Regions from separate parts of the Homo sapiens genome. Here regions 1, 2, 3, 4 and 5 are each linked to region 6. A link is a contact called in ENCODE Hi-C or POLR2A ChIA-PET data. All regions are on one chromosome and are shown on one strand. Each heading gives the region's core, a stretch centred on a gene start or an enhancer-like site at or near the end of the contact. The rest is flanking DNA. Distances are from core to core; before and after follow the strand shown.

Region 1 (3,660 bases), core at 361-2,860, 280 kb after region 6:
CTCCTGGAGAGGACGTGGGCAGCTCGTGAACCCGGTGTCCCCTCCTGGAGAGGACGTGGGCAGCTCGTGAACCCGGGGTCCCTTCCTGGAGAGGGCGTGGGCAGCTCGTGAACCCGGTGTCCCCTCCTGGAGAGCGCGTGGGCAGTTCGTGGACCCGGGTCCCTTCCTGGAGAGGACGTGGGCAGCTCGTGGACCCGGGTCCCTTCCTGGAGACGACGTGGGCAGCTCGTGGACCCGGGTCCCCTCCTGGAGAGGGCGTGGGCAGTTCGTGGACCCGGGTCCCTTCCTGGAGAGGACGTGGGCAGCTCATGAACCCGGGGTCCCTTCCTGGAGAGGGCGTGGGCAGCTCGTGAACCCGGTGTCCCCTCCTGGAGAGGACGTGGGCAGCTCGTGAACCCGGGGTCCCTTCCTGGAGAGGACGTGGGCAGTTCGTGGACCCGGGTCCCTTCCTGGAGAGGACGTGGGCAGCTCGTGGACCCGGGGTCCCTTCCTGGAGAGGACGTGGGCAGCTCGTGAACCCGGGGTCCCTTCCTGGAGAGGACGTGGGCAGCTCGTGGACCCGGGTCCCTTCCTGGAGAGGACGTGGGCAGCTCGTGGACCCGGGTCCCTTCCTGGAGACGACGTGGGCAGCTCGTGAACCCGGGGTCCCTTCCTGGAGAGGACGTGGGCAGCTCGTGAACCCGGGGTCCCCTCCTGGAGAGGACGTGGGCAGCTCGTGAACCCGGGGTCCCTTCCTGGAGAGGACGTGGGCAGCTCGTGAACCCGGGGTCCCTTCCTGGAGAGGACGTGGGCAGCTCGTGGACCCGGGTCCCTTCCTGGAGAGGACGTGGGCAGCTCGTGGACCCGGGTCCCTTCCTGGAGACGACGTGGGCAGCTCGTGGACCCGGGTCCCCTCCTGGAGAGGGCGTGGGCAGTTCGTGGACCTGGGTCCCTTCCTGGAGAGGACGTGGGCAGCTCGTGAACCCGGTGTCCCCTCCTGGAGAGGACGTGGGCAGCTCGTGAACCCGGGGTCCCTTCCTGGAAAGGGCGTGGGCAGCTCATGAACCCGGTGTCCCCTCCTGGAGAGGACGTGGGCAGCTCGTGAACCCGGTGTCCCCTCCTGGAGAGGGCGTGGGCAGCTCGTGAACCCGGTGTCCCCTCCTGGAGAGGACGTGGGCAGCTCGTGGACCCGGGTCCCTTCCTGGAGAGGACGTGGGCAGCTCGTGGACCCGGGTCCCTTCCTGGAGAGGACGTGGGCAGCTCGTGGTGGACGTGCACTGGTTCCGTCAGGGCTGGCATCATTTGCTGCAGGAACAAACAGCCCCAAAACGGAGCCACTCGCAGCCACACAGGCTCACTGCTCACCCACGTTAGGATTTGCGGGGCTCTGGTCCACTTCATCCCCTGCCGCCAGGCCCCAGGCCTGGGCGGCCTCCCTCTCACCGCGCCTGGGTGGGTTTGCCCGTCCTCAGGGCTGTGGCCTGGCTGCGCTCCTGGAAGCCGGGGCCCCGTGTATCTCCCTGATTCCCCGGTGGGCGTCCAGCAGAGGCCGGTCAGGGCAAGAATGCCCGACCCTCAGGGTCCTCCTCAGAGTCGCTGCGGGATCACTTAGGCGCCTCCGGAAACAACACTGTCTTTGCACTGGAATTTTCAAAACAAGACTGCCCTTCCCCTCCCTCCGCGGTGCCCTTCCCCTCCCTCCGCGGTGACCCCGCCCCCTCCTCCGCGGTGACCCCGCCCCCTCCTCCGCGGTGACCCCGCCCCTTCCTCCGCGGTGACCCCGCCCCTTCCTCCGCGGTGACCCCGCCCCCTCCTCCGCGGTGACCCCCGCCCCCTCCTCCGCGGTGACCCCACCCCTTCCTCCGCGGTGACCCCGCCCCCTCCTCCGCGGTGACCCCCGCCCCCTCCTCCGCGGTGACCCCACCCCTTCCTCCGCGGTGACCCCGCCCCCTCCTCCGCGGTGACCCCGCCCCTTCCTCCGCGGTGACCCCGCACCCCCCGCGGTGCCCCTCCCCCTCCCTCCGCGGTGACCCCGCCCCTTCCTCCGCGGTGACCCCGCCCCCCTCCTCCGCGGTGACCCCGCCCCTTCCTCCGCGGTGACCCGCCCCCCCTCCGCGGTGACCCCACCCCTTCCTCCGCGGTGACCCCGCCCCCTCCTCCGCGGTGACCCCACCCCTTCCTCCGCGGTGACCCCGCCCCCCCTCCGCGGTGACCCCGCCCCTTCCTCCGCGGTGACCCCGCCCCCTCCTCCGCGGTGACCCCACCCCTTCCTCCGCGGTGACCCCGCCCCCTTCCTCCGCGGTGACCCCCCCGCCCCCTCTCTCCCCGGTGAACCCTCCCCCTCCCTCCGCGGTGAACCCTCCCCCCCCCGCGGTGAACCCTCCCCCTCCCTCCGCGGTGCCCCTCCCCCTCCCTCCGCGGTGACCCCGCCCCCTCCCTCCGCGGTGACCCCGCCCCCCTCCTCCGCGGTGACCCCGCCCCTTCCTCCGCGGTAACCCCTTAGAAGCTCTAAATGGCGCTGATGTGTGTTCTTAGGAATATGTTCTCAACCTTCAAAGCTCAAAAGGCTCACGTGATGGTGTCTAAGCAACGTGTGCGCATCCGTGAGGACGTGGTATCTGCATCCGGGTGGCCGGCGTGTCCCTCTAGAAACGAACAGGCCCCTCCCGTCCTCCATGGCGATGTGGCCCAGGCACACCCTCATCAGCACTGCAGGCCCCGGCATCTGAGCAGCCATCCCTGCAGGAAGCCCCTGAGGCTTGGGGTGGCCATTGCCGCCACATGGTCCTGCCAGCCTCACTGCAGGTCTCCTGCCTGCGGCTTTGGCGTGTCCACCACACTCAGCTACCGTGCAGGTCTCTTCAGGCCACCACAACAAACGACACAGGCCAGCGGCTCAAACCACACGCACCCGTCGCCCACCCCGGAGGCTGGGGCACCCGTCGCCCACCCCGGAGGCTGGAAGTCTCCACCCTGGGGCCGGCAGGGCAGGTTCATCCTGTGCCTCCCTCCTTGGCCGGCAGTCGGTGTCTCCTCTGTGCGTTCACCTGGTGGCCCCCTGTGCCTGTCTGCATCCTTACCTCTTCCTTGTCCTTCACGGGCTGGTCATCACGAGCCAGTTATCACCAGCCAGTTATCACGGCCGGTCATCACGGGCGGTCATCACGGGTGGTCATCACGAGCCAGTTATCACCAGCCAGTTATCACGGGCCGGTCATCACGGGCGGTCATCACGGGTGGTCATCACGAGCCAGTTATCACGGGCCAGTCATCATGGGCCGGTCATCACGAGCCAGTTATCACCAGCCAGTTATCACAGGCCGGTCATCACGGGCGGTCGTCACTCTCAAAGCCGCTCTCCGGGGCCTTTTCCTCCCTGATCGCCTCTTCGTATTGTGTCACCCATGGGACTGGATCAGGGTCCACCCCAACAACCTCGCTTTACCTTGACACCCTCATTAAAGACCCCTTTATGCAGTCACATCCTGAGGTCGTGGGGGTGGGACTTCAGCATGTGGATTTGTGGGGGACACAGCCCAGCCATCACAGCTCCCGAGCCCACATCTCCTCGGAGCCCCTGGCGGCCCCCCAGGAGTCCCCTCACCCACGTGCTCAGAACTGAACTGGGGACTTCTGGTCCATGTCCAGCAGAACCTGACTCCATCGCGGTCTCCAATGCCC
Region 2 (3,527 bases), core at 355-2,854, 300 kb before region 6:
CACTCCAGGATGTGAGTGAATGCTATGGCTGACTACGGGGCACTGTGGAACCTCTTTATTGGGAAAACAAACATGGTGGGCCAGGAGACCTCTTGTCCCTTCCAGCTCGGTGGCTTCTGGCCCCCAGTCCAGGGTCGGGAGTCTGTGTGTCCTGCGGCCTGGAGGATGAGCTGGGTGCAGGTAAAAGGCATCCAGGACTTGCTGATCCAGCCCAGGGCATCAGGCTGTCCAGCTGCTGGGCTGCTCTGGGAGGCAGCATGGAGGGTCCTGGCTGAAGTGTGTGTTTCTGGGCTGTTACTTTAGGACTGTACTGAAGGCTGGGTTGGTGAGCATTGTTTAGAATCATGCATTTGCAAAAGCAGTGCTTGCACGTGGTGAAAGCCATTCCAACTAGCGCGCAACGTGTACGGTGAACAGCACTAACTTTTCCCCGGTCCTCTCTCCCAGAGCAATCGCTGTTGGCTGTGTCTTCTGTGAGTGAGCCCCCGGGCTCTTTTGGCTGCCGGCGGTGTGACTTTGGACACATTCTCCAACTTTTCTCCGCCTTGATTTCCTCATCTGTAAAACAGGGACATAACAGCAAGTGCCTCGTGGAATCATTGAATGGATGCACTAATCGCTGGAAAGTGCGCTGCTTGGCCTAAGTGATGAGTTAGCTGTCATTATAGTTAGGAACGACCATGTACACATTACAGGCGTTTCACACACACACACATCCCAATCCTACCGCTTTCTTAAAACGACAGACAGTACAGTGCCCTGTTCCATATTTTGCTTTTACTTAATTATAATCTTTGGAGAACTCACCCTTGAGCACAGGTATATTTACCTCTGTGCAGTGTTCCACAGGACCGATGCGCAGCCCATCTAGCTAACCTTTCCTCCCCAGCGGATTTATGGGCTATGTCGTTGGTTTGGGTGACAACTTTTTGGTCTACAATTTTTTTTTTTTTTTTTGCAATTTGGCATTATGGAACTCAACTTTAAATGCCTAACCTCTAACTCAGCCATTCTATTTCTAAGAATTAATTCTGCGCAGTCCCCCGTTTTGGGAACATTTCCCACGCCTGTTCTCCATTCTCCTGTAGAAGGGGAACAGGGAGCGGGAAGGAGGGGAACAGGGAAGGGGAGGGAGGGGAACAGGGAGGGGGGACAGGAGGGAGGAGAACAGGCAGTGGGGGCGGGAGGGGAGCGGGGGGGAAGGCATGGGAGGGGGCGGAAGGGAGGGGGCAGGGAGGGAGAGAGGTGATGGGAAGGGGAAAAGGAGGGAGGAGGACGGAGAGAGGGGAAAGGAGGGAGGGGAGCAGAGAAGAAGCGGGGCGGGGAAGGGGCGGGGAAGGGGCGTGGAAGGGAGTGGGGCAAGGAATCAACACTGAGCCCCGTGGCCCGCTCCCGGGTCAGCGCGCCTCTCTGCTCTCACCGGGGCGGGTCCGCTGTTGGCCCCACCCACTCCCAGCCCACCCGGCCCCGCAATGGCCCGGCCCAGCCGCCCACCCCCCCGACAGGCCCCGCCCCATTCCCCGCCCCCCGTCTGTTCGTCACGCCCGGCTCTGCCGCTCCGTCCCGCAGGCCCCGCCCTCATCCCGCCTCCCGGCCCGGCGCGCAGTGCGGCTGCGCGGGCGTCTCAGGCTCTGAGGCCCGGGCGCCGCGGCTCTTTTGTTTCTCCGTTGGGGCCGAGCCCGGGCCCTAGTTGGAGCCGGAGTCGGAGTCGGAGTCGGATCCGGATTCGGATTAGCAGCCCGGGAAGAGTGCCGTGGCACAGGCGCCGGAGGGAGCGCGACCCTCGGACCCCGCCTGGCCCGCGGGGCTGGGACCCGGCCCCGGCCTGCCCGATGGGGCGCGCGGCCCCGGAGATGCGCCCTCGCCCGGCCCCGCGCCCCCGGCCCCGCGCCCCCGGCCCGCCCGCCCCGGCCCGCGCCTCCGCCTGAGTCCCCCGCGCCTTGGCCCGCCACCCCCCGCCCCGCGCCCCCGGCCCGCCTGCGCCATGGAGCCCGGCCGCGGCGGCACAGAGACCGTGGGCAAGTTCGAGTTCTCCCGCAAGGACCTGATCGGCCACGGCGCCTTCGCGGTGGTCTTCAAGGGCCGCCACCGCGAGGTGAGGCCCCCGTCCGGCCCGGGATCCCCCGCCCAGGATCCCCTGCCCCTGCATCCCCGCCCCGAGATTCCCCGCCTGTCCCGGGACCCCCCCACGCCTCCCGAGAGCCCCACTCGACTTTCCAGGCCGACCCCCACCCCAGGATCCCCACCCCGCGACCCCCAGCCCGACTTTCCAGTTCAGACTCCCGCCCCGAGATCCGCTGCCGGGCTTTCCAGCCCAGATCCTCACTCCGAGACCCCCAGCCCGACTTTCCTGTCCAAACCCTCACCCCGGGACACCCCGCAACCTGGTCCCACAGCCGGCTTTCGAGGCTGGATCCCTACCCCAGGACCCCCAGCGCGATCCTCAACCTGGCTCCCCACTCGGCCTTCCAGTCCCGGGATTCCCAACCGGGATCATCTCAGGGCCCCACCTGTGTGGACTGGGGTCTGGGGGAGGCCTGCGAGGGGCAGCCCTGGCCTTGAAGGTGCACGTTTGGCTTTCAGAAGCACGATTTGGAGGTCGCCGTCAAGTGCATTAACAAGAAGAACCTCGCCAAGTCTCAGACGCTGCTGGGGAAGGAAATCAAAATCCTGAAGGTGAGCCAGTGCTGGGGGAGGGGGCGTGGGCGTGGGCGTGGGCAAGCCCCCCTCCCCACACTGATAACAAACTTGGGTTTCTGTCCTAGGAACTGAAACATGAAAACATCGTGGCCCTGTACGACTTCCAGGTAAGGCCTCTGGGCTGCGGTCTGCTGGGGACCGGGCTGGGGGACTGTGGCCCCAGGTGCTGGATCCCCTGGTGAGCACTGGTGTTGAGCCTGTCCAGGCTGGGGTCTACTGGGCCCCTGGAGACTCCACCCTGGGTCCAGGCCTGGGCTGGTGCTGGCTCTTGCTGTGACTTCCCCAGCTGTGAGACCGGGGAGGGGGTGTCTGGGCCGCAGGGCGCCCCAGGGCAGGGCTGAGTTCTCCTGAACAGGCATCCCCTCCCCGCCGGGCGTCAGTCCTAGGGGCCCTGCCTGAGTCCGGCGTCCCCGGCTGGCCCTGGCAGCACTGCCGGCCTGGCCCACCTGTCTAGGCCGTGTGTTTGTTGACATTGCTCCTGCGGCCGGCATTGGCCGGCCTCGCTCTGCGTCAGACGGGGCGGGGGAGGGGCCGCCGGAGACTCCTGCTCGCTGGCAGTCAGGGCCGGGCCGGGGCACAGGCGGCTGCCGCTGGCTGGCCAAGGAGATGACCTCGGGCCCGGCTGGCCCCAAGAAGCAAGCGGTGGGACCAGCTGGCTTTCGTGCTGCCTCCGTGTCCCGGGGCCCAGGGCAGGCAGGGCTGGGGCTGTGGGAGCCAGGGTGCCGTCCTGGGGACCAGGAACCTGAGGCGGGAGATCCGCCCCGCCAAAGTGCTGACTAATGGCTCTGTGACCTGTTTACTGAGCCCAGGGCCCAGCCCCTGGCTGA
Region 3 (3,702 bases), core at 1,061-3,560, 500 kb after region 6:
TTGACTGGTTACTGTATCACACTGTCCCAGTACTCCACACAGGCTCTCATTCACAGAGAGCTACCATTGACTGGTTACTGTATCACACCGTCCCAGTACTCCACATATGCTCTCATTCAGTTTTCATGACAACCCCTACGAGGGAGGCCACTGGTGTCCCCATTTCACACAAGAAGAAACGCAGGCAAACAGCACCCACTGCCTCCTGGGGCACACTCACCTCCCAGGACTGTTTTAAGGATGAGATGAGGTAACCCACATAAAGCATGTAAGGTAAAAGCCATCACTTGTACTTATCCCAGCAGCAGCCTTCCCCCTGCCTGGAGGCCATCACTGAGCTTGGGGCAGGGCAGTGGAGTGGAGCACGTGAGTGCAGTCCTGTGTCCTGAAGCAGGGCAGTCAGTAACCGTCTCTAAGCTCCAAGTTCCAACACACCATGTAGACCCTAAGGGTACCTGCCTCTCTAGGGCTTGCCTGATATGGACAGACAGCGATGAGCACAACAGCAGTTAGGGATCCTTACCACTTGGTTTCTCCTCTGGGAAGAATTTTGTTCAGCTAAGTGTCTGTAAAAAGCTTCACGTTCTCACACGTTTTTTCTATTTTTTTTTTTTTGAGACAGAGTTTCATTCTTTGTTGCCCAGCCTGGAGTGCAATGGCGCGATCTCGGTTCACCGCAACCTCCGCCTGCCGCGTTCAAGTGATTCTCCTGCCTCAGCCTCCTGCGTAGCTGGGATTACAGGCATGCGCCACCACGCCCCGCTAATTTTGTATTTTTTTAGTGGAGACGGGATTTCTCCATGTTGGTCAGGCTGGTCTCGAACTCCTGACCTCAGGTGATCCTCCTGCCTCGGCCTCCCAAAGTGCTGGGATTACAGGTGTGAGCCACCGCGCCGGGCCTCATCCGTTTTCTGCTTATGGCAGGCCAGTCCTCCGGTCATGTTTACCGTTTGCTCTGGCCACCAAGCAGCCGCGTCTTATCCTTGCTCTATTTTTTTTGAGACTGGGTCTGGCTCCGTCGCCCAGGCTGGAGTGCGGTGGCGCGATCCCGGCTCACAGCAGCCTTGACCTGCCGGGCTCAGGTGAACCTCCGGCTCGGATTCGGGAGTATTAATAGCTGGGACCTCGGGCGCGCACCACCAGCCTGTCTAATTTTTCTTGTTTTTACAAGAGAAGGGCCGGGCGCGGAGTCTCACGTCTGTAATCCCAGCACTTTGGAAGGCCGAGGCGGGCGGATCACCTGAGGTCAGGAGTTCGAGACCAGCCTGGCCAACATGGTGAAACCCGGTCTCTACTAAAAATACAAAAACTAGCCGGGCCTGGTGGCGGGCGCCTGTAATTCCAGCTACTCGGGAGGCTGAGGCAGCGGGATCGCTTGAACCCGGGAAGCAGAGGTTGCAGTGAGCCGAGATCGCGCCACTGCACTCCAGCCTGGGCGACAGAGCGGGACTCCCTGCCCAAAAAAATAAAACAGAGGAGACGAGGTCTCTCTCTGTAGCCCAGGCTGATCTAGAACAGGATCCTGGGCTCCAGCGATCCGCCCGCCTCGGCCTCCCCCAGCGCTAGGCCCCCAGGCAGGGTCCCCGGCCCCGCCCCTCCCCGCACCCTCCCCAGCCGCGCGTCCACCCCGCAGGGCCTGGCCCGGGTCCCGCCGCTCTCATCGCCCCCGCCGCGCGGCAGGTCCCAAACGCAGCTGCGCGGAAGGCGAGGCCCGAAAAACCTCAGAAAGAGCCGAGCAGGGAAAGGCCGCGCGGCCCGCCTCGTTTCCCCGCAAAGAAGCCGCGCCCGTAGCGCCTCCGCCCGCCCCGAGCCCCTCCGTCGGCGGTCGGGGCGCGCCGCCCTACCCCAGTCAGGCGCGGCGAGTGCGGGCGGCTGCGGGAACCGGGCCTCCCTCCCGCCTCGGCGGCGCCAGCCGAGGACGGCCCCATGGCACCCTCCGGAGGGCCGGCCCGAGAGCCTCAGGAGGGCGCCCCTCACCTGCTGGCCTCGCCATCCGCGCCTGGGTCCGCGCGCCGCCGCCCGCCGCTCCTCAGAGACATGGAGCCGTTGGCTACCACCTCTGCTTCAGGGGAGAAATTTGGCGCGCTCCCACCCAGACTCGCGAGAGCCGGAAATGCCGCCGTCCATCAAGAGGCGCGCTCCGCCCCTCCCCCGCCCCCCGAGGCGCTCCAATTGGCGCCGGCGCCCGGCGGGGGAGGTGGCCGGCAGGGACCGGGGAAAAGTGTGTGGTAGGCGCGCGCGGCGCACCGTGGGGTTGGGACCGGGCGGCGCTGCGGGCCGCGGTGGGGCCGGAAATGTCAGGCGGTCCCCACTCCGCTCTCGGCGCCTCGGGCTCCGCGCCCGGCCAGCCTGAGGTGGGGTCGGTGCCCCCGGCGGCACGGCGCTGGGGAGGCGATGGCGCCGGCCGCGTCCAGGCTGCGGGCCGAAGCCGGGCTCGGGGCGCTGCCGCGGCGGGCGCTCGCCCAGTACCTGCTCTTCCTGCGGCTCTACCCGGTGCTCACCAAGGCGGCCACCAGGTGAGCGGGGGCGCGGGAATCGGACGCCGCCCCGGCCCCAGGTCGGCCGCAGCGGCGCGGGGCCTGGACGGGAGCGCCGGGCCGGGACCAGGCTGGGGGCGCGCCCGGGTCAGAACCCCCGGAGCGGGCGCCCTCCGACCCGGCGCTGAACTTCCCGCGGCGACACCCGCGTCCGCAGTCAGCGATTGTGAGGCGCCTTGCGGATCCCGCCCTCCCAGCGCGTGGAGGGCCCGCCCAGACCCGGGGGTCGGCGCTGAGGTTCCACCCAAGGACCCAACAGGGGCCCCGCGCGCCCGGGGAAGCCACGGCAAGGGGAGCGGGTCCGCAGGCGCGGGTGAAGACAGGGCGAGGGGAGCGGGTCTGCGGGGCGCGGGTGAAGACAGGGCGAGGGGAGCGGGTCTGCGGGGCGCGGGTGAAGACAGGGCGAGGGGAGCGGGTCTTGGGGGCGCGGGTGAAGACAGGGCGAGGGGAGCGGGTCTGCGGGGCGCGGGTGAAGACAGGGCCAGGGGAGCGGGTCTGCGGGGCACGGGTGAAGACAGGGCCAGGGGAGCGGGTCCTCATGGAGCGTGTGGAGACAGGGCCAAGGGAGCGAGTCTGCGGGGCGCGGGTGAAGACAGCGCCAGGGGAGCGGGTCTTGGGGGCGCGGGTAAAGACAGGGCCAGGGGAGCGGGTCCTCATGGCGCGGGTGGAGACAGGGCCAAGGGAGCGGGTCTGCGGGGCGCGGGTGAAGACAGGGCCAAGGGAGCGGGTCTGCGGGGCGCGGGTGAAGACAGGGCGAGGGGAGCGGGTCTGCGGGGCACGGGTAAAGACAGGGCCAAGGGAGCGGGTCTGCGTGGTGCGGGTGAAGACAGGGCCAGGGGAGCGGGTCTGCGGGGCACGGGTGAAGACAGGGCGAGGGGAGCGGGTCTTGGGGGCGCGGGTGAAGACAGGGCCAGGGGAGCGGGTCTGCGGGGCACGGGTGAAGACAGGGCGAGGGGAGCGGGTCTTGGGGGCGCGGGTGAAGACAGGGCCAGGGGAGCGGGTCTGCGGGGCACGGGTGAAGACAGGGCGAGGGGAGCGGGTCTTGGGGGCGCGGGTGAAGACAGGGCCAGGGGAGCGGGTCTGCGGGGCACGGGTGAAGACAGGGCCAGGGGAGCGGGTCCTCATGGAGCGTGTGGAGACAGGGCCAAGGGAGCGAGTCTGCGGG
Region 4 (3,472 bases), core at 129-2,628, 410 kb after region 6:
CAGAGCGAGACTCTGTCTCAAAAAAAAAAAAAAAAGAAAGAAAGAAAGAAAGAAAAAGAAAAAAGAAAAAACAACCGGAAAACCAAACCAACACAACTTGTTCTTTTTTTTTTTTTTTTTTTTTGAGATGGAGTCTCCTTCTGTCGCCCAGGCTGGAGTGCAGTGGCGTGATCTCGGCTCACTGCAACCTCTGCCTCCCGGGTTCACACCATTCTCCCACCTCAACCTCCTGAGTAGCTGGGACTACAGGCGCCCGCCACCATGCCCAGCTAATTTTGTTTTTGTATTTTTAGTAGAGATGGAGTTTCACTGTGTTAGCCAGGATGGTCTCCATCTCCTGACCTTGTGATCCGCCCACCTCGGCCTCCCAAAGTGTTGGGATTACAGACATGAGCCACCACGCCCGGCCCTTTCTTTTCAGACAAGTTCCTGCTCTGTTGCCCAGGCTGGAGGGCAGTGATGCAATCACAGCTCACTGCAGCCTCGACCTCCTGGACTCAAGTGATCCTCCTGCCTCAGCCTCCCTAGTAGCTGGGACCACAAGCATGCACCACCACACCCAGCTAAGTTTTGTATTTTTTGTAGAGATGGAATCTTGGTATGTTGCCAAAGGTGGTCTCAAACCCCTGGGCTCAAGCAGTCCTCCTACCTCAGCCTCCCGAAGTGCTGGGAGCCACACTTCTTCCAGATGCTTTCAAGTTTGATGGGTTATGTTTACCTATTCTGTTCTGTCTTTTAAAAATTATCATTTTGTTAGAACTTGAGGATGAGTGGTCAAAATAACAACGATCACGTTGCGGCGTATCTGGCTTGTTCTCACTGTTAGGGTGGAAGCAACGGTTTCTCAGGATTTCGCTACAAGGATCGTCTCAGCCTTCTTGGACTGCCGTGCGGAACACCACACACCCAGCAGCTAAAATAATGACATTGAGATCCGGGTGCCAGCAGGACAAGCTCCATGAGGGCCCCCCTCTGGGTTGCAGGCAGCTGCCTTCCCAGGGCGTCCTCCCCCGGCAGGTGGGCATGGCAGGGCAGGGGGAGCTGGCACGCTCGGCTCTGTTGTCTCTTTTTTCTCACAGTGCGTGACTGTTTACCACCATGGTCACCTGGAGCCTCTTATTACAAGGGCGTGAATTCCCTTCTCGTAAGGCCCCTCACGGCCTCATCAAAACCTCAGTCACCTCCCAGAACCCCACTCCAGTCCCGTCACGCTGAGGCTCAGGGCCTGAACCCATGAATGCGAGGACACGATCAGTCCACAGCAAGGCTGTGTCCCTGAGGAGCAGGGGCGGACCCTGGCCACACTCTGGCCAGGCAGCGGCCGGGAGAGGGGGCCCATGCGGAAGGAACAGCCAGGCAGAGGCCGGGAGAGGGCGCCCATGTGGAAGGAACGGACAGGCGCACTCAGAAGCGGTGGCGTCTGACGCCCTTTCACGATGTTGTTTCGTTTTGTAATTTTCTTAGACTTCCAAATTCATAGTGAAGTTGACCCAACATGACAACAAACAGGATTCGAGGGGTTTGGACAGATGGGGGGATCATCGGTATCCTGGGGCCGGCAGCCTCACACTGATAGATGGTTCTGGAACTGCCCACCGGCAGCCCCTCTGCCATGGGTGGGTGCAGCGGGGGCTTCCCGGTTCAGTGGCTCCCCTGGCCGCGTAGACCCAGAGGTGCTTCCCTCTAGCGCACAGTGCTGCTGGCCCCGCTGTGGGCCCCCGGCCTCAACCCAGAGAGCTTCTCCAAATCAGTGGCTGTGGCCCCACCGTCTCCCGAGCGCCAGGCAGGGAACCCCTTCTGCATCCACCCTGGGGGCTGCCTGCTGGGCTCACTTTGCTCCTCCTGGAACCAGCGCACAACCCCTCACCGTAGACGCCCCTGTCCCCATGTTGGTGTGGCGTCTGCCGCCAACTGACTCTGACAAACACACGGTTGATGTTTCTGTGAAGTTTGGGAAAATAAGATCTTTTCACTGTACTGGGTCAAGACCTGTCCCTACTCGGCACGGCCCCCGTGTGCTTCCGGTATCTCTGCGGGAGGAGGAGCGCCAAGCAGCCGGGAGCTACCTGTGGGGAAGGTGAGTTGAGGAAGCTTTTCCCTGGTGTTGCTGGGCTCACCCCCGTGGGAATGGGCCCCGCGCCATGGCTCACTTCCATGGGGACGGCCCCCATTCCCTGGGTCACCCCCGTGAGGACGGCCCCCGAGCCCTGGCTCGCCCCCGTGGGGTCGGTCCCCACTCCCTGGCTCACCCCCATGGGGTCGGCCCCCACTCCCTGGCTCACCCCCGTGGGGTCGGCCCCCGAGCCCTGGCTCACCTCTGTGGGGACAGCCTGCAAACCTCAGCTCACCCACATAGGGATGGCCCCCGTGCTGGGCTCACCCATCTGACATCAACATGAAGGTAGGAGCCTGATGGTGTCTCCGACGTGTCCTGCTGGCATTGGGCAATCCTGTTTGAAGATTCCGGATCTAGACACTGGGGTGTGGGACGGCTTCAGACAGGTAGAGGTATGCGTGGAAAATTCAGTTCTCAGCAGCTTCTAATCAGGATGGAGGTTTGTTTTGACTTCTTATGGGAATCGCGTGATGGAGGCTGTGTCTGTCGCCCACACACGCCCAGGGAGGTTCACACCTGAGCAACTTGTATCCACAGAAAACATCGCTCAGCCCCATCCGTGGGAAGACTAAGTTGATTTTCCATTCTCCCATAGAAAACGTTACCAAATTGCCGTTTTGTAAACGTGATCCAAGGCTGTGCAGTCAGGAACTTTAGGGTAAAAAACGTGCTGTGCGATTCTGTGTGTGACGCCGCCTGTGTGAGCCTCCGATTCTGTGTGTGACGCCGCCTGTGTGAGCCTCCGATTCTGTGTGTGACGCCGCCTGTGTGAGCCTCCGATTCTGTGTGTGACGCCGCCTGTGTGAGCCTCCGATTCTGTGTGTGACGCCGCCTGTGTGAGCCTCTGATTCTGTGTGTGACGCCGCCTGTGTGAGCCTCCGATTCTGTGTGTGACGCCGCCTGTGTGAGCCTCCGATTCTGTGTGTGATGCTGCCTATGTGAGCTTCCTACACTCATGGTGTGCTGGGTCTTTCACCGTAAGTATGTTCAGTTTTAGGCCTAACACTGTGTTCATAATGTCATATGACTTTTCTTAAGGAAGTCGCCAAAACTATGTAACTTCAGGCTGTGCAGAGTTGACCGCGGCCAGGTGTTCCTGCCCCTGCAGGTCTCTCCTGGGGGAGCCTCAGATGGTCCGGCAGTCACAGAGATGGAAATCGTTTATGATTAGTTAGGAAAGGAAGACCCACGTGCCAGGGAAGGACTCGGGAACAAGACAAAAACAAATACACAGCAGCCCAGGCTGAAAACGGCAGGGATGGGGTGGGCTGGGGATGGAGGCATTTCCGGGAAGGTCAGGCAGATGGAATCAGAAACCGAACGAGGCAGAGAGACCCGCCCCCAGCCGCGCAGAGC
Region 5 (3,646 bases), core at 740-3,239, 370 kb after region 6:
TTTGCAGGAAGCCGTGGCTGGGCCTCGATCCGAGTTCTAGCGCCCCACCGTAAGGGAGAGCCAGGTGCTTCCTGTCCCTCCCGGCCACCTCAAGTGTAAAATCACGGGGTTCAGGGCGGTGGTCTTGGGGGCTGCGCTGCACAGCCGTTTGCAGCTACAGCAGCTGCTCGGAGCTGTCTCCGACTTTGCACCCCCGTTTCACAGAGGGAGAAACCGAGGCCCAGGGAGGGCGGGGCTTGCAGCGGACGGGTGGGGGAAGGGCTCCTCCTTTCAGGTCCCAACTCTCCACAGTGGCAATGAGGTCGCTCTTTTTTCCTTTTTTTGAGACCTTGTCTCGCTCTGTCACCTACGCTGAAGTGCAGTGGTGCAATCTCGGCTCACTGCAGCCTCCACCTCCCGGGCTCAGTTGATCCTCCCACCTCAGCCTCCCCAGTAGCTGGGGCCACAGGCGCGTGCCGCCACCTCCGGCTAATTTTTTTATTTCGTAGAGACGGGCGGGGGTGGGGGGTCTTCCTATGTTGGCCAGGCTGGTCTCGAACTCCTGGGCTCAAGTGATCCGCCCACCTCGGCCTCCCAAAGTGCTGTTTCAGGCGCCGGCCACCGCGCCCGGCTGTCGCCCTTTCTGACTCAGTTTCCCCTTCTGGGAGCGGGGTGGCAGGTGTCCGTAACTTCTTGTTGTGAGGACCAGAGGAGCAGCGCCCACACAGCGCTCAGTGAGGCCGGCGCTGCGCGCCTTTCCCCGGGTGGCCGTGATCGGAGGCAGCGCGTTCGGACCCCGGGCCGGCGGCGGGCGCGGGTGGATCGGCGCCTCGGGGCTGGATTAGTCGGGTCTGCCCGCGCCCCGCCCCCGCCCCGCCCGCGCTCCCGCCTCCCGCGCGCCCAGCTCCGCGCCCGCCGCCTCGGGGCCCGCGCCGCGCCCGACGTCCGCCCGGGAGCCCAGAGCGCACCGAGCGCCGCCCAGAGCGCGCAGAGCCGGCGCGGCGGACATGCGCGTCCCCGGCCCGAGCTCCGGCTGAGCAGGGCACGCGGGGAGAGGGGTCGCCTGGACGGGCCAGGGCCACCCGGGGCTCGCGCTCCACGCCCGCGTCCATGCAGCCCGGCTCCGGCCCCGGGACTAGGGGCGACTGCCTGGGGCGCCGGCGAGGTGAGTGCGCGCTGCGGACTCCAGAGAGGGAATTGGGACTTTGGGGGGACAGGGGAGGGGGAGCGACCGCCCCCCCAGAAGAGCGGGACGCCCGAGATCTCCGGGCCTTCTGCCCACACCGCCTCTCCCGGAGCCAAGCGCGGAGACCGCGTCCTCCCGGGGGCGCACGTGGCGGCGGGCGGGCGGGGGTGCGGCGCGGCCGAGGGTCCCAGGCCCGGGTCAGGGCACCCGGGGTCCGGGGGTGGAGGCGGGGCCGAGCGTTGTGGGTGGCGCGCGCCTTTGTCTGCGCCCAGGTGCGGAATCGGCCACCCGGGTTCCCGGCGCCGCGCTCACCTGCCCCGAGTTGGAGTTCTTTGTCTGGGGCGGGGCGCGGCTGGCCCAGGCTGCGCCGCGTGTCTGGCCGAGGCTGCTCCGCGGGTCGGGTCCTCGCAGACAAAGCGCGCCCTGACCTCCGCCCGCCGCCGGGATTGTGCACCTCGCGGGGGCTGAGGCTTGCCCGGGCGCCCCCGCTGCCTCTTCGCAGGGACCCTGAGCCTGCGGACCCGGAGTCCTCCCACCTGTACCCTGGGCTTGAGTGATCCTCTACCCCACGCGGGCTAGGAGGCAGAGGCGGCTGCTCGTGCCTGGGTCACGTCCCTGCAGACCATGGCCGAGAAGTTAAGCGGGTCTGGTGGCCCCTGGGGCTGCCACCCCATTTGGGTCATCTGGCCACTGCCAGAAGCCCTGTCCTAGAAGGGAAAGAGCTGAGGGACCGCGTGGAGGAACGAGCCCCAGAAGGTGCAGCTGCTGTGTGTGGTCTAGGAAGGGGTTGGAGCCTGGGCCAGGCCCCCAGAGGGCCGGCCCCTGTTCTGCTCTCAGCCCTCCCGGATGGGCGTGGCTGCACCTGGCCAGGTGTTCAGGTTCTCACTGTGAGGTGGAGGCCACCTGCCTCCGGGGCCTCTGCTAGGGCCGAGGACCCCTGGAGCACCCATTCTCAGCCTCCCTGAGCAAACTCGTCTGCTAAGTGTAGGGCCCACTGTGGCGTGACCAGAATGGGTGCTGGATGGCCCCAGCCGCGCGGCCCGTGCGGAAGACCCTCCCCTTCCTTGCAGCCCTCTTGGCTTCGCTGGTGTCTGGGGCGCCCCCTTGTGGCCCTGGGGAGCTTGTGTTCGAACCTGGGACGTGGAGCGGAACCCACTAGAGTGTTTGGGTCCCAGTGAAGGGGAGGGCAGCAGAGCCCCAGAAGGGCTCCAACCTGTGGTTACCCTAGAGACGAGGGCCGGCTTTGGGGGCTGTGCTTTGGGGTCTGCCTTTTGGGTTGGCCGTCAAACTGCGGGCTAAGCTGGCTTCTCCTCCCTCTGCCCACCTGGGAGGCCTCAGCACCCGCCTCCTTCCTGGCCCCTGGAGAGTCCTGGCGGCGTGGTGGGGCCTGCTGCCCCAACCACAGAGGGGGCAGTTAACAGGTGGGCCACCTGGCGAAGAGGCCACTCAAACCCGGGACGCCAGCCAAGAAGAGGGCCCGCGTGCGTGCCAGAGACAGTGCAGCCCCTCAGATGAGGGGTCCAGAAGTCCTCCCAGGAGGATGGTGCAGGCCCAGGAGAGACCCCAGGGGTCTGTGGCAGGCCTGGGTGTTCAGTGCCTGGTTCATGGCTGGCATGGAGCAGCACTGGATCCCCATCCTTGCTGTGTGAGGGGCCCAGATTTGGGAGCCTGGCCCAAGGGAGCACTTGGTGCTGGCACTGCTGGGGGATGGGCACGGCCAAGGAGGTGCCGAGGCCTTTCTGGGGAGCCGCAGTGCCCCCTGGAGGCCCAAAGGCTGGTCTGGACTCCTCCCTGCCCACCTGCACAGGCCCCTTCACTATTCCTCCTGTTTCTCTCGGAGTCCTTCCTGTTTCCGATGCTGGGATGGTCACTGCGTAGCCTGGGTCACCGGCAGTGGCTGGACGGGGCAGGGAGGTGGAGGCGGACCCCATGGGAGCCACACTTCTGGGGGATGATGTTGAGGCGAGCAGAGAGGAGAAAGCCACATGCCCCAACCTCCAGGCCCCCTGGCTTCCCAGGGGTGAGAGGTTCCTGTCCTTCTTTCTTTGTAACAAGCCAGGATTCTAGGGGTGGTGGCCGCAAGGCTGGGGGAGGGAGAGGGTCATCGGGGCCCTGGACTGGGGCTGGGAGGGTCCCTTTCTGGGGTGCCGGGGTCTCCTAGCTTCCATCCGACCCGGCCCCTGTGTGGTTGAGCTGGGTCTGAGCAGAAACAACCTCCTCAGAAGGATGTCCTACGTCACTGCCTGGGGGTTGGTGGCTGGGGGCGCTGGACATAGAGTTGGTGTTTCACCCTGCAGAAGCCTGGGCTGCAGGACCCCGACCCCGGGGACCGCACAGGGTGAGCAGACCAAGTAGCGTCAGTGCCAGGAGCTCAGCATCCCTTCCCACCAGCTGCACCGCAGCCCTTTAACACACGAACGTGCGGGGCCCAACCGCTGCTCCTTTCCGAGGGGCCCACCTTCCTCCAGTGCAGGGGCCCTT
Region 6 (3,393 bases), core at 1-2,500:
GCGTTGCTCTGAACCGCTAGATACGGGGCTCATCAGAAACAGAAAACTGAGGCAGGAGGCCGTGCGGAGGACAGCCCAGGCCGCAGCGACGGCCAGCCCCACCCGCCAGCTGCCAGGAGCCGTCTGCTGCCCGGCCTGGCCAGCCCTGCTGGTGACCATGGCGGCCCATGAGCCAGCCCAGGGAGCCCCCATGGACCCAGAGAATTGTGAGGACCAGGAGCCCAGCGCTGCTTTAACCTGCTGCGTTTCGGGTGGTTTAGTTCCCGTGTTGTGCGTGGACGCATCGTGGCACGGGGGATTCTGCCCAGCAACTGCTCTGTGTTCTGAGACACTAAAGGCCAGTGCAGCGTTAGAGTCAGGCTGGAGGTGGGGGCAGGGGTGAGGAAGAGGGGACGAGAAGTTGGGGGAGGGAGAGGAGCAGGAGCAGGAGGGAGGGTGGGGCTGCTCTCTGGGCAGCCAGGCTCAATACACAGAGAAGCTTCCCTCAGTGGCTAAACCGGGCCAGGAGATGCTGGTTCCGGGGAATGAGCCCACTGCTCTGCCCTCTTCCCGTCCCGGCTCCGCCACCTCCCCAGCTCTGTCCTGATTTCACACAAACCCATCATTCCATTTCACTCCAGAGATGAAATCGGTTCTGCAGCTCACCCTATCCCCATCTTGAGCACCGCCTGAGGGCGCAGGTGGGGTCCCTCCCTGCCCAGCGGGGGATGGGGTGGGCGTGGGGGGGCGCGCACCTGGAGCTGCGCTTCCCTCTGGCGGCCTCCCTGCCCGGTGAGGGGCTGTGCCTCCGGGGTCTGTCTCCCGGCATTTTTCATATTCCACGGGGTTCTGTCATCCTGACTGTGAAGGGCACACGGAGCCGGGTCCTGGCCCATTTGACCGGCTCGGCTCACCCCTGCGCTGCCTGTTCGCCTGTGTCCGTCTGTCCGTCCATCTGTCTGCTGGCCACAGCTCTTCCACCCTCGGGGAGGTGTTCTTCCCCCTCTGCTGAGCCTGCATGAAGACGCGTGCGCTCAGGCCGGCGTCTGCAGTGTAGACACAGCTGCCTAGGCTCACTTGTGGTGTGGACGCTGTGCTGTGCCGGTGTTGCGCTGTGTCCGGTGCAGGCGCCGTCCTCTGGCTTCTCTGGGGTGTGTGCAGCGTCGACGCTGTCCCGGCGGGGCTCGGAGGGAACCGCCCGGCGTAGTGTGAGGGGCGGGGCCGCTCCTGCGGAGTCCACGGAGCTCGGCCGGCCGCGGGGGCCTCTTCGCCGAGGGAGTCGGGGCGGGGCCCGTCTTTCCGGGGACGGAGCACGGAGGAGACGCAGCGACGGAGGAGTCGAGGGCGGGGCCTGGGGCGGCCCTTCGCCCTTTTAAGTCACTGCGCGCGGGTCCCAGGCGGCGCCCGTCTCGGGGGCAGGTCCGCGGGGTGTGACGAATGTTCCCGCGGCGTCTCCCCGCCCTCCCCGGCGCCTCCCCCGGCCTCGGGCAGCCGCTTTCTGCACGGCACCTCCGAAGCCGCTGGGCGTCTGTAACCAACCTGCACGTTGTGCGCATGTGCCCCAGAAATTAAAGTAGAATAAACAACAACAAAACCAAAAGACCTTTTTACTTTGACGCAGTTTTAGATTCCCAGGACGTTGCACAGAAAATCCGGACGGATCCTGTGCCCTCCGCCCAGCTCCCGGGGTCACAGGCAGCCTCGGCTCCGACCCCGCCGGGCGCGCGGTGACCGGCTGTGCGGGTTCCAGGGGCGGATGTGCGCTTTGCCCGGCCCCTCTCCCGCCGCGCGGCCGCTCCTCCTCTCCGCCAAGGGCCGGTTCAGGCACAGGCCCCGCCGAGGCTGCCCCTGACTTGAGGGCTCACGCACCGGGCTGCTTGCGGCTCTGGACTATTGTGAATAAGGCCGGTGTGAGTATTTTACTGTAAGTCTTTGGGGACGTGTCTTCATGCCCCTTGGGTGAATCCAGGTGTGAGATTGCCGGGCCGGGGTGCTGTGAGTTACCTTTGGTTATAGGGAGGTGGTGACCCATGGTGGCTCCAAGTGCCCGTGGCCTTTCGTGACCCCGCCAGCAGCGGGTGGGCCTTTGGGGCGCTCCGAGGCTCGCCCGTGCTGCCCGTGGGTGCTTCAGCCAGTCCGGCCGCCGTGGCTTTCCTCTGCAGCCCCCGGTGCCTGCTGGCGTCGTGCCTTTCCGTGTGCTCGTTGGCCACGCACATGTCGAGGGGCCGTTCTGACGATGGACTGAGGGGCTCGGGGATAGCACGTGTCCAGCGGGGCAGGTCAGCCTTTCTCTTCTCCCCACAGACCTCAGCACAGCTCTGCACCTCGGAGGACTCGGGGAAGTTTCTGGGCCTATTTGGGCAATAGGAGAAGGTCATGGGCTGTCTTTCCAAAATTCACGTCCACCCAGAACCCCCGAATGAGACCTATTTAAAGAGAAGGCCTTAGCTGATGGAACATTAAGATGAGGCCACCCTGGAGCAGGGTGGGCCCTGAATCCGAGGCTGCTGTCCCTGCAAGGTGACGAGAGGGTGCAGGCGTGGAGGAGACACATGGGGGTGGGGTGAGGAACAGGCCACCGGCAGCAGAGACGGGTCAGGCCCAGCGAGGGAGGAGGTGGGAGGAGCCCCGGAGCCCTCGGAGGAAGCCGGGCTGGCACCTGGGCCTTGGACTCTGGGACTGTGAGGGAATCAATTCTGCCATCTGAAGCCACCTGCTGTGGTCCTGTGTTACAGCAGCGCTGGGCACAAACATGGGAGGGCCTCGTGATTGGGACTGGGGCATTCACAGGCCCGGCAGGCTGGTGAGCCGGTGCCTGGCAGGTGGGGAGGACATGGTGTGAGAGGCGGCCTGCGGGCCGGCCAGTGAGCTCCAGCACGGGGACTGGTCACCAGCCAGTGAGCTCCAGCACGGGGACTGGTCACCGGACAGCAGTGTCAGCGTGGACGGTGATCCCTCTAGAAGCCCTCCTTGTGTCTCGGGCCGGAAGCTAGGCACTGCACGCGCTCGGGAATGGGCCGCTGCTGTGAGGGAGAGCGCCCGCTGTGCAGTGGGTGTCAAATGAATATTAATAAACAAAAGAGCCAATTATCCTTCGTTGCAGACAAGTTTCTTTGCAGAAAATTTAGGAAATACAAGAAGCAAATAAAAAAATCAAAACCACCCAGGAATATAACAGTTATGATGTGCTTTTTTCCTAATCTTCAAAGCAAAGCTTTGGAGCCTGTATTATTTCTTGTTTGAATTAAATGCAGTTCAGAAGGAGAAAGTAATTTCCCCAAAGCTGCCCAGTGAGGAGAGGGCGCCCAGGTGTGTCTGCTGCTGCCCCTCTCTGCAGACCCCAGAGCTGTCCCTGCAGCCCTCTCAGAGGGGGCCCCCGCCCTGGAGTCTGCCCTTCACCTTCCCCTTGCTTCG

The links. Hi-C counts contacts between places; a loop is a spot of excess contacts on that map. ChIA-PET counts read pairs that join two places held with the same protein, here RNA polymerase II (POLR2A). Pooled maps may share reads with other maps.
Region 1: a loop to region 6 is called in a pooled map, with 9 times the contacts of the local background. The contact joins the promoter of MUC8 here to the promoter of LINC02361 in region 6. A Hi-C loop is called at or near these places in 5 of 168 maps with a recorded cell type or tissue (CD4-positive, alpha-beta T cell, CD4-positive, alpha-beta memory T cell, CD8-positive, alpha-beta T cell and 2 more), 2 of 37 single-sample maps with no recorded cell type and 11 of 50 pooled maps. POLR2A ChIA-PET finds 5 or more read pairs at or near these places in 2 of 52 experiments (PC-9 and naive thymus-derived CD8-positive, alpha-beta T cell).
Region 2: a map of CD8-positive, alpha-beta T cell shows a loop between it and region 6 (7-fold over the local background). The contact joins the promoter of ULK1 here to the promoter of LINC02361 in region 6. A Hi-C loop is called at or near these places in 2 of 168 maps with a recorded cell type or tissue (CD8-positive, alpha-beta T cell and naive thymus-derived CD4-positive, alpha-beta T cell) and 8 of 50 pooled maps. POLR2A ChIA-PET finds 5 or more read pairs at or near these places in 2 of 52 experiments (CD4-positive, alpha-beta T cell and H1).
Region 3: a map of CD8-positive, alpha-beta T cell shows a loop between it and region 6 (32-fold over the local background). The contact joins the promoter of PXMP2 here to the promoter of LINC02361 in region 6. A Hi-C loop is called at or near these places in 2 of 168 maps with a recorded cell type or tissue (CD8-positive, alpha-beta T cell and naive thymus-derived CD4-positive, alpha-beta T cell), 1 of 37 single-sample maps with no recorded cell type and 9 of 50 pooled maps.
Region 4: a loop to region 6 is called in a pooled map, with 2.8 times the contacts of the local background. The contact joins the enhancer-like site here to the promoter of LINC02361 in region 6. A Hi-C loop is called at or near these places in 5 of 50 pooled maps. POLR2A ChIA-PET finds 5 or more read pairs at or near these places in 2 of 52 experiments (Panc1 and activated CD8-positive, alpha-beta memory T cell).
Region 5: a map with no recorded cell type shows a loop between it and region 6 (11-fold over the local background). The contact joins the enhancer-like site here to the promoter of LINC02361 in region 6. A Hi-C loop is called at or near these places in 1 of 37 single-sample maps with no recorded cell type and 6 of 50 pooled maps. POLR2A ChIA-PET finds 5 or more read pairs at or near these places in 1 of 52 experiments (WTC11).

The regions. Positions count from the first base shown.
Region 1 is chr12:132,472,977-132,476,636 of GRCh38, forward strand. It overlaps MUC8 (mucin 8), which reads right to left and starts at 1,611. Exons shown (of 8, transcript XM_047429967.1): 1 at 964-1,611; 2 at 435-527; 3 at 272-433; 4 at 232-270; 5 at 192-230; 6 at 152-190; 7 at 1-150. The coding sequence starts at 1,380.
Region 2 is chr12:131,893,018-131,896,544 of GRCh38, forward strand. It overlaps ULK1 (unc-51 like autophagy activating kinase 1), which reads left to right and starts at 1,605. Exons shown (of 28, transcript NM_003565.4): 1 at 1,605-2,095; 2 at 2,584-2,676; 3 at 2,766-2,807. The coding sequence starts at 1,985. It overlaps LOC124903059 (a long non-coding RNA gene), which reads right to left and starts at 1,141. Exons shown (of 2, transcript XR_007063538.1): 1 at 830-1,141; 2 at 41-558. RefSeq lists silencers at 1,275-1,324, 1,355-1,864, 2,932-3,081, 3,007-3,301, 3,272-3,331 and 1 more.
Region 3 is chr12:132,685,277-132,688,978 of GRCh38, forward strand. PXMP2 (peroxisomal membrane protein 2) reads left to right here and starts at 2,311. Exons shown (of 5, transcript NM_018663.3): 1 at 2,311-2,516. The coding sequence starts at 2,395. It overlaps POLE (DNA polymerase epsilon, catalytic subunit), which reads right to left and starts at 2,066. Exons shown (of 49, transcript NM_006231.4): 1 at 1,978-2,066. The coding sequence starts at 2,039. RefSeq lists a silencer at 1,517-2,826.
Region 4 is chr12:132,599,241-132,602,712 of GRCh38, forward strand. It overlaps LOC105370094 (a long non-coding RNA gene), which reads left to right. Exons shown (of 3, transcript XR_001749425.2): 2 at 827-2,077; 3 at 2,357-2,548. Among named protein-coding and RNA genes, the nearest start is that of LRCOL1, 9.6 kb to the right of the region's middle. RefSeq lists enhancers at 1,691-2,226, 2,227-2,761. Within about 2 kb of position 1,379, at least 7 of the 41 ENCODE cell types and tissues checked have a DNase peak (open chromatin) inside an H3K27ac peak, as active enhancers do; they include Panc1, where a contact is called at or near this core.
Region 5 is chr12:132,559,087-132,562,732 of GRCh38, forward strand. All of the region lies in intron 5 of FBRSL1 (fibrosin like 1), which reads left to right. Among named protein-coding and RNA genes, the nearest start is that of MIR6763, 21 kb to the right of the region's middle. RefSeq lists silencers at 806-1,105, 1,376-1,455 and enhancers at 1,986-2,055, 2,066-2,405, 2,536-2,585. Within about 2 kb of position 1,990, at least 7 of the 41 ENCODE cell types and tissues checked have a DNase peak (open chromatin) inside an H3K27ac peak, as active enhancers do.
Region 6 is chr12:132,188,445-132,191,837 of GRCh38, forward strand. It overlaps LINC02361 (long intergenic non-protein coding RNA 2361), which reads right to left and starts at 1,251. Exons shown (of 2, transcript NR_146452.1): 1 at 735-1,251. RefSeq lists silencers at 1,102-1,581, 1,712-1,771.